Regions from separate parts of the Homo sapiens genome. Here region 1 is linked to region 2. A link is a contact called in ENCODE Hi-C or POLR2A ChIA-PET data. All regions are on one chromosome and are shown on one strand. The core of a region is the stretch at or near the end of the contact, and the rest is flanking DNA. Distances in the headings are between cores, read along the strand shown. Region 1 holds the start of ZNF316 (zinc finger protein 316). Region 2 holds the start of GRID2IP (Grid2 interacting protein).

The links. Hi-C counts contacts between places; a loop is a spot of excess contacts on that map. ChIA-PET counts read pairs that join two places held with the same protein, here RNA polymerase II (POLR2A). Pooled maps may share reads with other maps.
Region 1: a loop to region 2 is called in a map of astrocyte of the cerebellum, with 3 times the contacts of the local background. The contact joins the promoter of ZNF316 here to the promoter of GRID2IP in region 2. A Hi-C loop is called at or near these places in 1 of 168 maps with a recorded cell type or tissue (astrocyte of the cerebellum), 2 of 37 single-sample maps with no recorded cell type and 3 of 50 pooled maps. POLR2A ChIA-PET finds 5 or more read pairs at or near these places in 3 of 52 experiments (A673, OCI-LY7 and activated B cell).

Annotation. Positions count from the first base shown.
Region 1 is chr7:6,635,754-6,641,709 of GRCh38, reverse strand. It overlaps ZNF316 (zinc finger protein 316), which reads right to left and starts at 4,392. Exons shown (of 9, transcript NM_001278559.2): 1 at 4,263-4,392; 2 at 3,701-3,864; 3 at 2,569-2,668. RefSeq lists enhancers at 998-1,292, 3,513-3,562 and silencers at 3,623-4,052, 4,293-4,712.
Region 2 is chr7:6,547,119-6,553,111 of GRCh38, reverse strand. GRID2IP (Grid2 interacting protein) reads left to right here and starts at 1,651. Exons shown (of 22, transcript NM_001145118.2): 1 at 1,651-2,104. The coding sequence starts at 1,676.

The sequences.
Region 1 (5,956 bases), core at 3,143-5,642, 86 kb before region 2:
AGGAGGACAGGAAATGCCTGTGACATTTCAAGTTTGGGGATCAGAGACTCTTGAGGGCTGACTTACCAAAGCCCTAGAGGCTACAGCGTCCTACTCTCTCACTGACATCAGTAACAGCTCAGCCCAGAAGCTCAGGGGAGAGGCAGCCACACTGACACAGGGTCCAGGGTCCAGGGCCATGGACACAGCAGGATGGGAGCTGCTGGCCCTGGGACCCCTCGCCCCTCCCCACTGCGTGTCCTTCACTAGCCCCTGTGGGGTCCCAAGGGCACGGCAGAGTCATAGCGTTGATGAGTCCATTTCTGTGGCTCCTTTCTGGGTATAAACCTGAGACCGGGCCCATTACCCAGGACACACACCATCAGTGTCTCTGGCCTGAACAGGGCCATTTCCAAAGCAAGCCAAGCCCAGAATCCAGGGGGAGAGGCCATGAGCCCCAGAAGCATCCTGGAATGTCAGGCCACTTGGCCACACAGAGCACTGGGCCCACCCTAGCTCATCCAGCTCGAGCAGTGGACAGTGTCTGCCACAGAACTCCTAAAACAAGACTGAGTGGCCTTCACGAGAACAGTCCAGACCACCACGCCTGGTGTTCTTACGGACACAGGAGAAAGCTGCTCCGTGATTAGCTCTCCCTCCATAACCCATCACTTCTCTATCAATTAGCGCAGCTGTGTTAGGCCATTTCTGCATTTCTGTGAAGGAATACCTGAGGCTGAGTAAGTGGCAAAGAAAAAAGGTTTCATTCACTCACAGTTCAACAGGCTGCACCAACATGGCGCCGGCATCTGTTTCTGGGGAGGGCCTCAGGAAGCTTCCACTCGTGGAGGGAGGCAAAGGGGCAGCAAGAGAGAGGGAGGAAGCCCCACTCTTTTAAAACAACCAGATCTCTTGTGAACTGAGAACTCCCTTATCACCAAGGGGACGGTGCTAGACCATTCATGAGGGATCCGCCTCCATGGGCCAATCCCCTCCCACCAGGCCCACCTCCAACACTGGAAATCACCTCCCAGCAGGCCCGCCTCCAGCACTGGAAATCATGCTTCAGCGTGAGACTGGAAGGGGACTGATGGAGCCTGGATGTTTGTCCCCGCCCAGATCTCACGCTGAACCGTAATCCCCAATGCTGGAGGCGGGGCCTGGTGGGAGGTGACTGGATCATGGGGGTGGGTCCCTCCTGAATCTTGGGCCATCCCCTTGGAGACAGTGAGTAATGAGTTCACAGGACATCTGGTCGTCTTTAAAAGTGTGTGGCGCCTCCCCACTCACTCTCTCTTGCTTGTTCCTGTTTTCGCCATGTGACATACCTACTCCCCCTCACCGTCCACCATGATTAAAGGCTTCCTGAGGCTCCCTAGAAGCCAGGCAGATGCCAGCACCATGCTTCCTGTACAGCCTGCAGAACCATGCGCCAGTCTCACCTCTTCTTTATAAATGACCCAGTCTCAGGTATTTCTTTACAGCAATGCGAGAACAGCCTGACACCTGGACAAACACCCAAACCATAGCAGCCGCGCGTACTCATTTCCTGAACTGCTTTGAGCAGTTGCTTTAAAATCCACACTTTAATAGCCAGGAAGCTCTGAGCATTCACACAGGCTCACCCAAGTCAAAGGCTGGGACACACAGGCATCCAGAAGCCACCTCTGTCCCGAAGGTCACACGTGCCCCCTGACTGGCTCCAGCCCCCTTTCTAGTTTCAGAATCACTAACCCCCAAAGACTCAAGTCACAGAACTACGCCTGGGAGCGCCACCCCAACCTCCAGCCTCTCCCAGAAGCCAACCTTCTCAGTGTCCACAGCTCTTTGGCGTGTGAAGATGCCCAAAGTGTCGAAATCCACGTGCTGCGTGTTATGCTAGCCACCTCCAGGAGGACACGGCCCTGCCCAGCACTCAGGGCGCTGGGTACACGCAGCAACGGTTTCCCAACTGCCACCCACTTGAGGCCCAGAGGAGGGCTTTTCTCTTTCAAGCCTCAGGCCGCAGATTCAGGCTGGGCCTAGGTGCCATGCCAAGCTCAGTAGAGCTGTCTCCTGCCTGGCCACCACCTGAAGCAGCAACTTTAAACTCCCAGAGCCAGGCCGCCATATATGAGGACACAACAGAAGAACACTTCACAGCTTTGGAATAAAGTGGCTGCATGTTCATCTCATCTCAGGCCGTGTGTGTGTTATTCCCCATCCCCAGAACTCTCTTCCCCTTTTCCTGGGTGGTCTTCTGAGGCAGCCCCCTGGGCCCCAGTGGGTGACACAGTTCCCTGTAATTCTTCCCTCACAGCACTCACCACATCTTAAAAATACACTTATGAGACTGTCTTATCATCTCTCTCCCTGAGTACAGCCAGCTCCTGGGCGGCAGAAGCTCCCTTTGCTCATGTCTGAATACCCCTCACACCAGCACTTAAGAAGCATTCAAATACTTACTAAAAGAATGTCTAAAGTCGCCAGCCAATGTGATGGACACAGGATTTTTCAAACTCAGCATTTTGGCCCTACTGTCCTGTTCCAGAACAGACTGACCACTGCTGGGGGTAGGGGGTTGGGGGGACCCTTGGAATTGGAACTCACCCCAGAAGCAGTGGAGAGTCTCTGCCTCCAAAGACGACACTGAGTTCTTTCTCCCAAGAAGTCCACCCACGGATGACCAGAGAAGGTGGAGGACCAGCTCCTACAGAGGTCAGAAGCACAGCCAGACATCGTCCCCAACCCAAGATTCAGAACATAATGGTTTGAAAAACGGACCTCAGCAGTCCGGGCAGAGTTTAGATTCCAGCAACTCCCCCTGGGTTATCTCTGCCTCCCCCAGGCCTGCACTCTTGCCCTCTTCTTGCCAGCCTGCCAGTCCACTGTAAACACTGCTCACTTCTCCCTCGGCATCCAACTCTGGGTCAGAGGCCACAGGGGGTCTCATCAGCATCAATCCCAAACCAGAGGCCACAGGGAGCTTCACCAACGTCATCCCAAACCCTCATTTCTCAAACTCCCCACCTCAGGTGATCCACCCGCCTCGACCTCACAAAGTGCTGGGATTACAGGCGTGAGCCACCTCACCCGGCCCCAAACCCTCATTTCTACTAGGGCCCTGCACTCTAGGATACGGTGCTGCAGCCAACATTTAGAATGGGAGGTGACAAGGTATCTCCCAAGAGGAGAAGGGAGCGAGGCAAGGGCAGGAAGAAGAGGCAAAGCTTGAAAGTTGATAGAAACTCCTCACAAAAGCTCCAAAGCCAGGGAAACCCAACTCAGAGAGCGGGAGATGTGGGGGTGTGCTTGTGTCTAGCCCCCTTCATTCCCTCTGGGTGGCCCCCGCTGCCCTCAGAGCCCTTCGGGTCTTCATGCCCTCCTGAAGGACTTCCTTCCCCGACCACCACAGTCCTCACTGTCTGTCCTCGGATTCTGGATCCCCCTACTTTCCTGGGTTTGCTCCTGGTGCAGGTTATTTCCACGGGGGCCATCTCAGGTTCCCCAGGGTAGCCCCCTCACCACCCCACCCGGCCCCCAGACCTGCCCACACTTGTTGAACCAAACCAAGCACCGAGGTCTCCCCACACAAGCAGAGCTGGGGGCCTGATCCTCCTGGTACCTGCACTTCCTCTTGCCCATCGGGTCCTCGACCAAAGCCCAGCCCCTTTCCTACCTCTGCTGCCACGCGGGACAGCCCAGACCCCATCCAATCCCAGGGATGGGTGTCCCTACCTACCTGCCGGCAGCAGAAGACAGCCGAGCAGCCCACCGGGGCTCCTTCTGCAGATGAGGGAAAGCCCGGATAAGGCCCCCAAGGTCACAAAGCGGGCTCCTGGGGCGACGGGCCGAGCGCCTCCCGCCCCCCAGGGGGCGTCCGGAGCCGCCTCCTCCTGCAGAGACCTAGACGATGACAGCCCCTCCTGGATGGGTGTGTCCTGGGGGCGGCCGCGGCCCAGCCCCTGCCGCTGCGGCCGAGAAGGCGTGGGCGGGCACCCCGAGGTGTCACGCGTGGCCTCCCGGGCCTGCCCCCTCCGCCTCCTGCCCGGACCGGCCCCGGGGGTCGGCAACGCGCAGGCCCGGACGGGGGTCCGGGAGGCGGGGGCGCTGCCGCGGAAGTCCCTACCCGCGTTCCGCTCCGACTCTGCAGGCCCCGGCCCCGCCGCCTCCCCGCGGCCTCCCCGCGCCGGGCGTCGAGGGCCAGCCCGGCCCCGCCGCCGCCGCCGCCCCCGAGCGCAAGCCCGGCCCGCCCGCACCTGCCGCCCGCGCCGCCGCCCACCGGCCCCGCGAGACCCACTCACCGCGCGGGCCGGGCTGGCCGAGCCACGGGCCGGACACCGGGGCCGGGGCCTGCGGGCCGGCGGCGGACCCCGCGCTACACAAAGTGACGGCCCGGGAGCTGCGCGACGGCGGCGCGTGGGCACCGGAAGTACCGCCGGCCGGCCCCGCCCCGCCCGCGCCCGCGGGGGGAGGAACTTCCGGTCACGCGGGGGCAGCGGCGCGGAGCGGGGAAGCGCGGGTTGCGGGGGTTTGCCCAGCTGGGCCTCGGGCCGGGGCGAGGACGGGGCATGCGGGGAGGGGACGGGAGCGCCCTCGACACTCGTGGGGCGCCCACAACCTCGCCCCGCTCCTGGACACCCTGGCCAGGTCTCGGAGGTGACCCCGAGGTCCCGCCGCTGCGACCACCGCCTTCCCCGAACCCCAGCCCGGCCTCGTTCATCGGGGCGCCCGCTGAGGACCAGGCCCCGCGCTGGGCCCCCTCCGCCAGTCCACGGAGCCTGCCCGGGACCCCAGGATGGTGGAGGGAGGAGGCGACCCCTGTGGTGGGGAGGGGGCCAGGTGTCCACGCCTCCACCAGATCCCCGGGCCCGCGCGGGGTGAACGTCTTGTGGGTGGGGAGGGAGGAGGGACGGGCGGGGTGAACGTCTTATGGGTGGACTGTGGCGGTTGAGTGCAGGAGGAGACTGGGGTTGTGGAGCCCGCACTTGGAGGGACATGGGGTCACGGGCAGGGAAGCGATGTCCAGGCAGAGGGCATGGCCAGTGTGGGGGCAGAAGTGACAGGCGACCCCAGGAACCCAGGGAGGGGTCGGTGAGCTCAGCGGCCACCCCCAGACCCCCACCCACAAGCCTGTCTGCACCTGCTCCCAAGAGGTGCAGCTGGGGTGTCAGGATGAGCTCTGGCATTGGTGGAGTCCAGGGTCTGTCTTCCGCCTGGAATGGTGTGGCCTGGGCCCCTTCCCCAGCTCCCAGCCCGCCTGCACCACTGTTCTTGGTGCTTTTCTGTGGGGACCCCAGGCCTGACTGGGCAAGAGATAGAGGAGGACTCGGCCAGGCACGGTGTCTGTAATCCTAGCACTTTGGGAGGTCTTGGCGGGCGGATCACGAGGTCAGGAGTTCGAGACTAGCTTGGCTAACATGGTGGGTGAAACCCCATCTCTACTAAAAATACAAAAATTAGCCGGCCGTGGTAGCGCACCCCTGTAGTCCCAGCTGCTTGGGAGGCTGAGGCAGGAGAATCGTTTGAAGCCGGGAGGCAGAGGGTGCAGTGAGCCGAGATCACACCACTGCACGCCAGCCTGGGCGACAAGGTGAGACTCTGTCTCAAAATAATAATAAGATAGAGGAGGACTCAAACCTTAGTCCCACAGAGGGGTGCAGCCCCAACCCCTTGAATCAGACCCTCACAGTGATGTCGCTTGGCTCTTGGTGTCTTAAAATGTCTTAAAGTTAATAACATTTTAAAATAAGGAGTCCCATTCTTGTTTAAAAAATAAAATTGAAAAATCAGGTTCTAATGCGGGGTCTCACACCTATAAATTAAGCACTCTGGGGGGCCGAGGCGGGTCACACCTGTAATCCCAGCACTTTGGGAAAACAAGGTGGGAGGATTGCTTGAGCCCAGGAGGTTGAGGCTGCAGTGAGCTATGATAGCACCACTCCACTCCAGCCTGGGCAACAGATTGAAACCCTGTCTCTAATAATAAATAAAATCT
Region 2 (5,993 bases), core at 402-2,901:
CGATCTCCTGACCTCGTGAGCCGCCCGCCTCTGCCTCGCAAAGTGCTGGGATTACAGGCGTGAGCCACCGCACCCGGCCTCTGAGGAGGTTTCTAAAGTCTCCCCCAGGCTGGGTGCAGTGGCTCACATGTGTAATCCCAGCACTTTGGGAGGCTGAAGAAGGAGGATCGCTTGAGCCCAGAAGTTTGAGACCTGTCTGGGCAACATAGTGAGACCCCATTTCTATAAAAATTTTTTTTTAATTAGCTGGGCATGGTAGTATGCGCCTGTGATCCCAGCTACTCAGGAGGCTGAGGCAGGAGGATGACTTCAGCTTGGAAGGTCAAGGCTGCAGTGAGATATGATGGTGTTCCTGCATTCCAGACTGGGTGACAGAGTGAGACTTTGCCTCTAAAAAATAAAGCCCAAGAGGCTGGGCACGGTGGCTCACGCCTGTAATCACAGCACTTTGGGAGGCCAAGGCAGGTGGATCACCTGAGGTCAGGAGTTGGAGACCAGCCTGGCCAATATGGTGAAACCCTGTCTCTACTAAAAATACAAAAAGTAGCCGCGCATGGTGGTGGACACCTGTAATCCCAGCTATTCGGGAGGCTGAGGCAGGAGAATCGCTTGAACCCAGGAGTCAGAGGTTGCAGTGAGCCGAGATCACACCACTGCACTCCAGCCTGGGTGACAGAACAAGACTCTGTCTCAAAAATAAAATAAAATAAAATAAATGCCCAAAGATATGAATGGTCTCTGAGGGACCATTCTGCTCCAACATTCTGGACTTCCGTAAGTTTGTGATTCATGCCAGATCCCGAAAGGGAATTTTGGTAGATGGAGAGGGGTAAGAAGAGGGATTAAAGTGTAGGGAGTGAGGAGGGCCCATGGAAGCCAAGTGTACATGTAAGACAGTAAAACAGACCTGTGGAAGCAGGAGGGGCCCATGGAAAAGGATGTGGCCGCATTGGTTAAAAATCCAAGGCACTCAAAAGAAGACTTTAAGGAAGGGCCATTTTTCTTTTACACCCCCTCCCCAATTTTGTTTTTAGTAAAAACAAACAAACAAACAAACAAAAAACAAAAAAACAAGCCAGGCATGATGGTTCATGCCTGTAATCCTAGCACTTTGAGAGGCCAAGCAGGCAGATCACCTGAGGCCAGGAGTTCAAGACCAGCCTGGGTAACATAGTGAAACCCTGTCTCTACTAAAAATACAACAATTAGGCAAGCCAGGCACGGTGGCTCACGCCTGTAATCCCAGCATTTTGGGAGGCCAAGGCAGGCAGATCACCTAAGGTCAGGAGTTCGAGACCAGCCTGACCAACATGGAGAAACCCCGTCTCTACTAAAAATACAAAATTAGCCAGGCTTGGTGGCACATGCCTGTAATCCCAGCTTCTCAGGAGGCTGAGGCAGGAGAATCATTTGAACCCAGTAAGCGGAGGTTGCGGTGAGCTGAGATCACGCCATTGCACTCCAGCCTGGGCAACAAGAGCGAAACTCTGTCTTAAAAAAACAAAAACAAAACAAAACAAAAAAACATAGATGGAAGGGAATTGAGACAAAGACGGAGTCAGAGGGAGGAGGCAGAGATAAGTAGAGGCCTTCAGTGGCCCTGGGCCTTTGAGTGGCTTTGGAGCCATGGACAGAGCAGCAAGGAAATCCCTGTTCTGTCTCCAGTTCTAGGTGCATGGCCACCACTGCCACGCCGGCCACGAACCAGGGCTGGCCAGAGGACTTTGGCTTCCGGCTAGGTGGCTCTGGCCCCTGCTTCGTCCTGGAGGTGGCCAAGGGGAGCAGCGCGCATGCCGGAGGACTGCGGCCAGGAGACCAGATCCTGGAGGTGGAGGGGCTGGCGGTGGGCGGTCTGAGCCGCGAGCGCCTCGTGCGCCTGGCACGGCGCTGCCCACGTGTGCCGCCCAGTCTGGGCGTGCTCCCGGCTCCCGACGGTGGCCCCGGCCCAGGATCCGGCCCCGCGGCCCCGACCACAGTCTTGCGGGCCCCGCGGTGCGGCCGCGGCCTAGCTCTGGGCCGTGAGCTGCTTCGCCTGGCCGGCCGCAAGCGCCCGGACGCGGTGCACCGAGAGCGCAGGCGCAAGGCCCAAGAGTTCAGCCGCAAGGTAAGGCGCGGGGGTGGGAGGTGGGGGCGGGAAGGAGGGGGCTCATAATGTGGGCAGGGAGTGGGCCGGGCGCCGCTCTCCCAGGGCCAGAGGTAAGGAAACTTCTGGGGTCAGATTTAACAGAAATATGGGAATGCTCAACTTCAAAACCTTGCAAACAATTTTGCATTTTTTTTTTTTGAGACAGAGTCTCGCTCTGTCACCCAAGCTGGAGTGCAGTGGCCAGGTCTTGGCTCAGTACAACCTCTGCCTCCCAAGTTCAAGTGATTCTCCTGCCTCAGTCTTCCAGTAATTGAGATTACAGGCGTTTGCCACCACACCCAGCTAATTTTTTTTTTTTTTTTTTTTTTGGTATTTTTAGTAGAGACGGGGTTTCACCATGTTGGTCAGTCTGGTCTCAAACTCCTGACCTCAAGTGATCTGCCCACCTCTGCCTCCCAAAGTGCTGGGATTACAGGCATGAGCCACTGCGCCCGGCCTAATTTTGCAATTTTTATTCACTTGTGTTTCTTTTTTATTAAGGTACTATAGGTGTAAAGTGCATTAAGTGTGCAGCTCAATAAATTTTCCATATACATGCACCCTTGAATAACCACCCTCTTGATCAATATATAAAATAATAGGATATAGATAAAAATATAATGTAGACTATAGAATAATTGACACCAGAATGTTCCCACGTGCCCCTTTCTCTGTCTATCCTCCCCATTAGAACTTAACTGCAGGCCAGGTGCTAGATGTAATCCTAGCATTTTAGGAGACCAAGGTGGGAGGATCACTTGAGACCCTGAGTTCAAGGCCAGCCTGGGCAACGTAATGAGACACCATCTCTACAAAAAAAATCAAAAACTAGCTTGGCATGGTGGTGCATGCCTTATAGTCCCAGATACTCAGGAGACTGAGGCAGGAAGATCGCTTCAGCCTGGGAGTTTGAGGCTGCAGTGAGCCATGACTGCACCACTGCATTCCAGCCTGGGTAACGGAGTGAGACCGCATCTCTAAAATAAAAAGATAAAATAAAAAGAGCCACAGATATCGCTTCTTGGCCCTTCATCTAAGATCAAGTGTAAAAGAGCCAGTGGGGTGAGGTGGCTCACGCCTGTAATCCCAGCACTTTGGGAGGCTGAGGAGGGCTGATGACTTGAACTCAGGAGTTTGAGACCAGCCTGGGCAATGTGGTGAAATCCCATCACTATCAAAAATATAAAAAAAAAAAAAACCAGCCAGGTGTGGTGGCGCGCGCCTGTGGTGCCAGATACTCAAGGGTGTTGAGGTGGGAGGATTACTTGAGCTTGGGAGACGGAGGTTGCAGTGAGCTGAGATCATGCTACTGCACTGCAGCCTGAGTGACAGAGTGAGACTCCATTCCCCTCCCCGCCATTCCCCACCTCCAAAAAAATGTAAAAGAATTCCGCCTGTTCTAAGCCCCCACAAAACCAGGATTAGACCTGCCCTTGCACAGCGGCCTGGCTGGCTTGTTGGCTGCAGGAGGCCCTAGTTTGGCTTCACCAATCTGCCAAAGGCATTTCCTCTTGACTTTGGCACAAACCAGGCTGTGATAGACTGCAGGTGGAATATTAGCGTGGTCCTGAAGATTAAGAATGAGGAGCCTGGAATGGATCAGACCTCTAGCCACAAGAAGAACCCAAGGCCTGAGTCACCTGCAGGAAGTAGGGTGTGGCCACAAGCCAAGATGGAGGCACCATTTAGAGACCCAGGGCTGGGATGGAAAGAGGGAGGATAGAGTCGGTCTCAGGCCTGAATCCCAAGCAACCCCTGATTTGCAGGAACCTGCCATTTACTGGACAGATCCAGGCAATTCCAAGAAACCTGGGACGTGACATGGTTATAAAAGAAGAAGCTGCCTAGTATGGTTACAGCTACCCCAGGCCACTGACTAGGTCCCAGTACAGCAACCTCCCATGCCATTCACCTTCACTCCTGTCCTCCAGGGCTTTCAGATGGGGTCCTAAGGCCTTTATTTCACTAATACTTGAATGGAACAAAAAGTGATCCTGTGTGCGACTAGGAAATAGTCCGGAGCCAAGACACTCAGTCCCTACCCCTGCCTGGCTATCGGACCCCTGTGGACATGAAGCCTGGAAACTCAGTATTTGCTTGGCGGCTGGGACACTTAAGCTCATAGACTTTTTTTTTTTTTTTTTTGAGGCAGAGTCTCGCTCTGTCACCCAGGCTGGAGTGCAGTGGTGTGATCTCGGCTCACTGCAACCTCCACCTCCTGGGTTCAAGTGATTCTCCTGCCTCAGCCTCCCGCGTAGCTGGGATTACAGGCGTACCCCACCATGGCCAGCTATTTTTTTTTTCTGTATTCTTAGTAGAGATGGGGTTTCACCATATTGGTCAGGCTGGTCTTGAACTCCTGACCTCGTGATCCATCTGCTGCGGCCTCCCAGAGTGCTGGGATTACAGGCGTGAGCCACCGCATCTGGCCAACTTTTTTTACATTATTTTGATTTTTAATTTTTGTGGGTACCTAATACGTGTATATATTTATGGGGTATCTGAGATACTCTAATACAGGCATGCAATGTGAAATAAGCATGTCATGGAGAATGGGGTACCCATCCCCTCAAGCATTTATCTTTTGAGTTATAAACAATCCATCTACACCGTTTAAGTTTGTATTTATTTTTTTTGGAGCCAGAGTCTCGCTCTGTTGCCCAGGGAATACAGTGGTACGATCTCGGCTCACTGCAACCTCCGCCTCCCGGGTTTAAGCAATTCTCCTGGCTCAGCCTCCCAAGGAGCTGGGATTACAGGCCCCCACCACCATGCCTGGCTAATTTTTGTATTTATAGTAGAGACACGGTTTCACTATGTTGTCCAGGCTGGTCTTGAACTCCTGACCTCAGGAGATCTGCCTACCTCGGCCTTCCAAAAGTGCTGGAATTACAGGTGTGAGCTACTGCACCTGGCCTAAGTTATTTTAAAATGGACAATTAAGTTATTATTGGCTATAGTCACCCTGTTGTGTTATCAAGCTCACAGACTTTTCCTCCGTGGAAGGGAATCTGCTCAGTTCTGCCCCAGCAGCACTTGGCCATGGGGTTTGGGAGGTCAGGGAGCCTGGAAACTTTGTCGGAGTTTGACTATTGCAGAAATGCCTCCCAGCCCACTGCCCAGGCATCAGGTCCCCACCCACTCTGGCCTCCTTCAGTGCCCAAGCTTGGTCCAGTCCTAACCCCTTCCAAATTAACCCCCTCAGGAGTGTCTCCTCCATCATGTACCCTAGCCTGATCCCCTGAATGGGCTTTTCTGACCCTGAGTAGACCAGCCTCTGTGGCCAGATACACACACTCGCATACACACAGGACTCAACTCCAGCTTCCCTACATCACCAAAGTCCAGATCTTCCAAAGCTGTGACTTTCTTCCTGTACCCACAACAGGCTCTGCTGCTATAACAAACAAACCCAACATTTTTTATTGTTGTTGTTTTTGAGACAGGGTCTAGCTCTGTTGCCCAGATTGGAGTGCAGTGGTACAATCATAGCTCACTACAGCCTCCAACTCCTGGGCTCAAGTGATCCTCCTGCCTCAGCCTCTCTAGTAGCTGGGACCACAGGTGTGCACCACCACACCTGGCTGATTAAGAAAAAAAAAAAAGACTGGGGAGATGAGGTCTTGCTATGTTGCCCAGGCTAGTCTCAAACTCCTGGCCTCAAGCAATTCTCCTGCCTCAGCCTCCCAAAGTGCTGGGATTATAGGTGTGAGCCACTGTGCCTGACCCAAAATCAACAACTTAGTGCGTTTGCACTACAGAAGTTTACTTTTCACCCACAGAGTCCTCTAGGGGGTCAGTAGACTTTCTAGGGTGGCTTGATGTCCATACGAGGTCTCAGCATTTCAGACTCCTCCATCTCTATGTG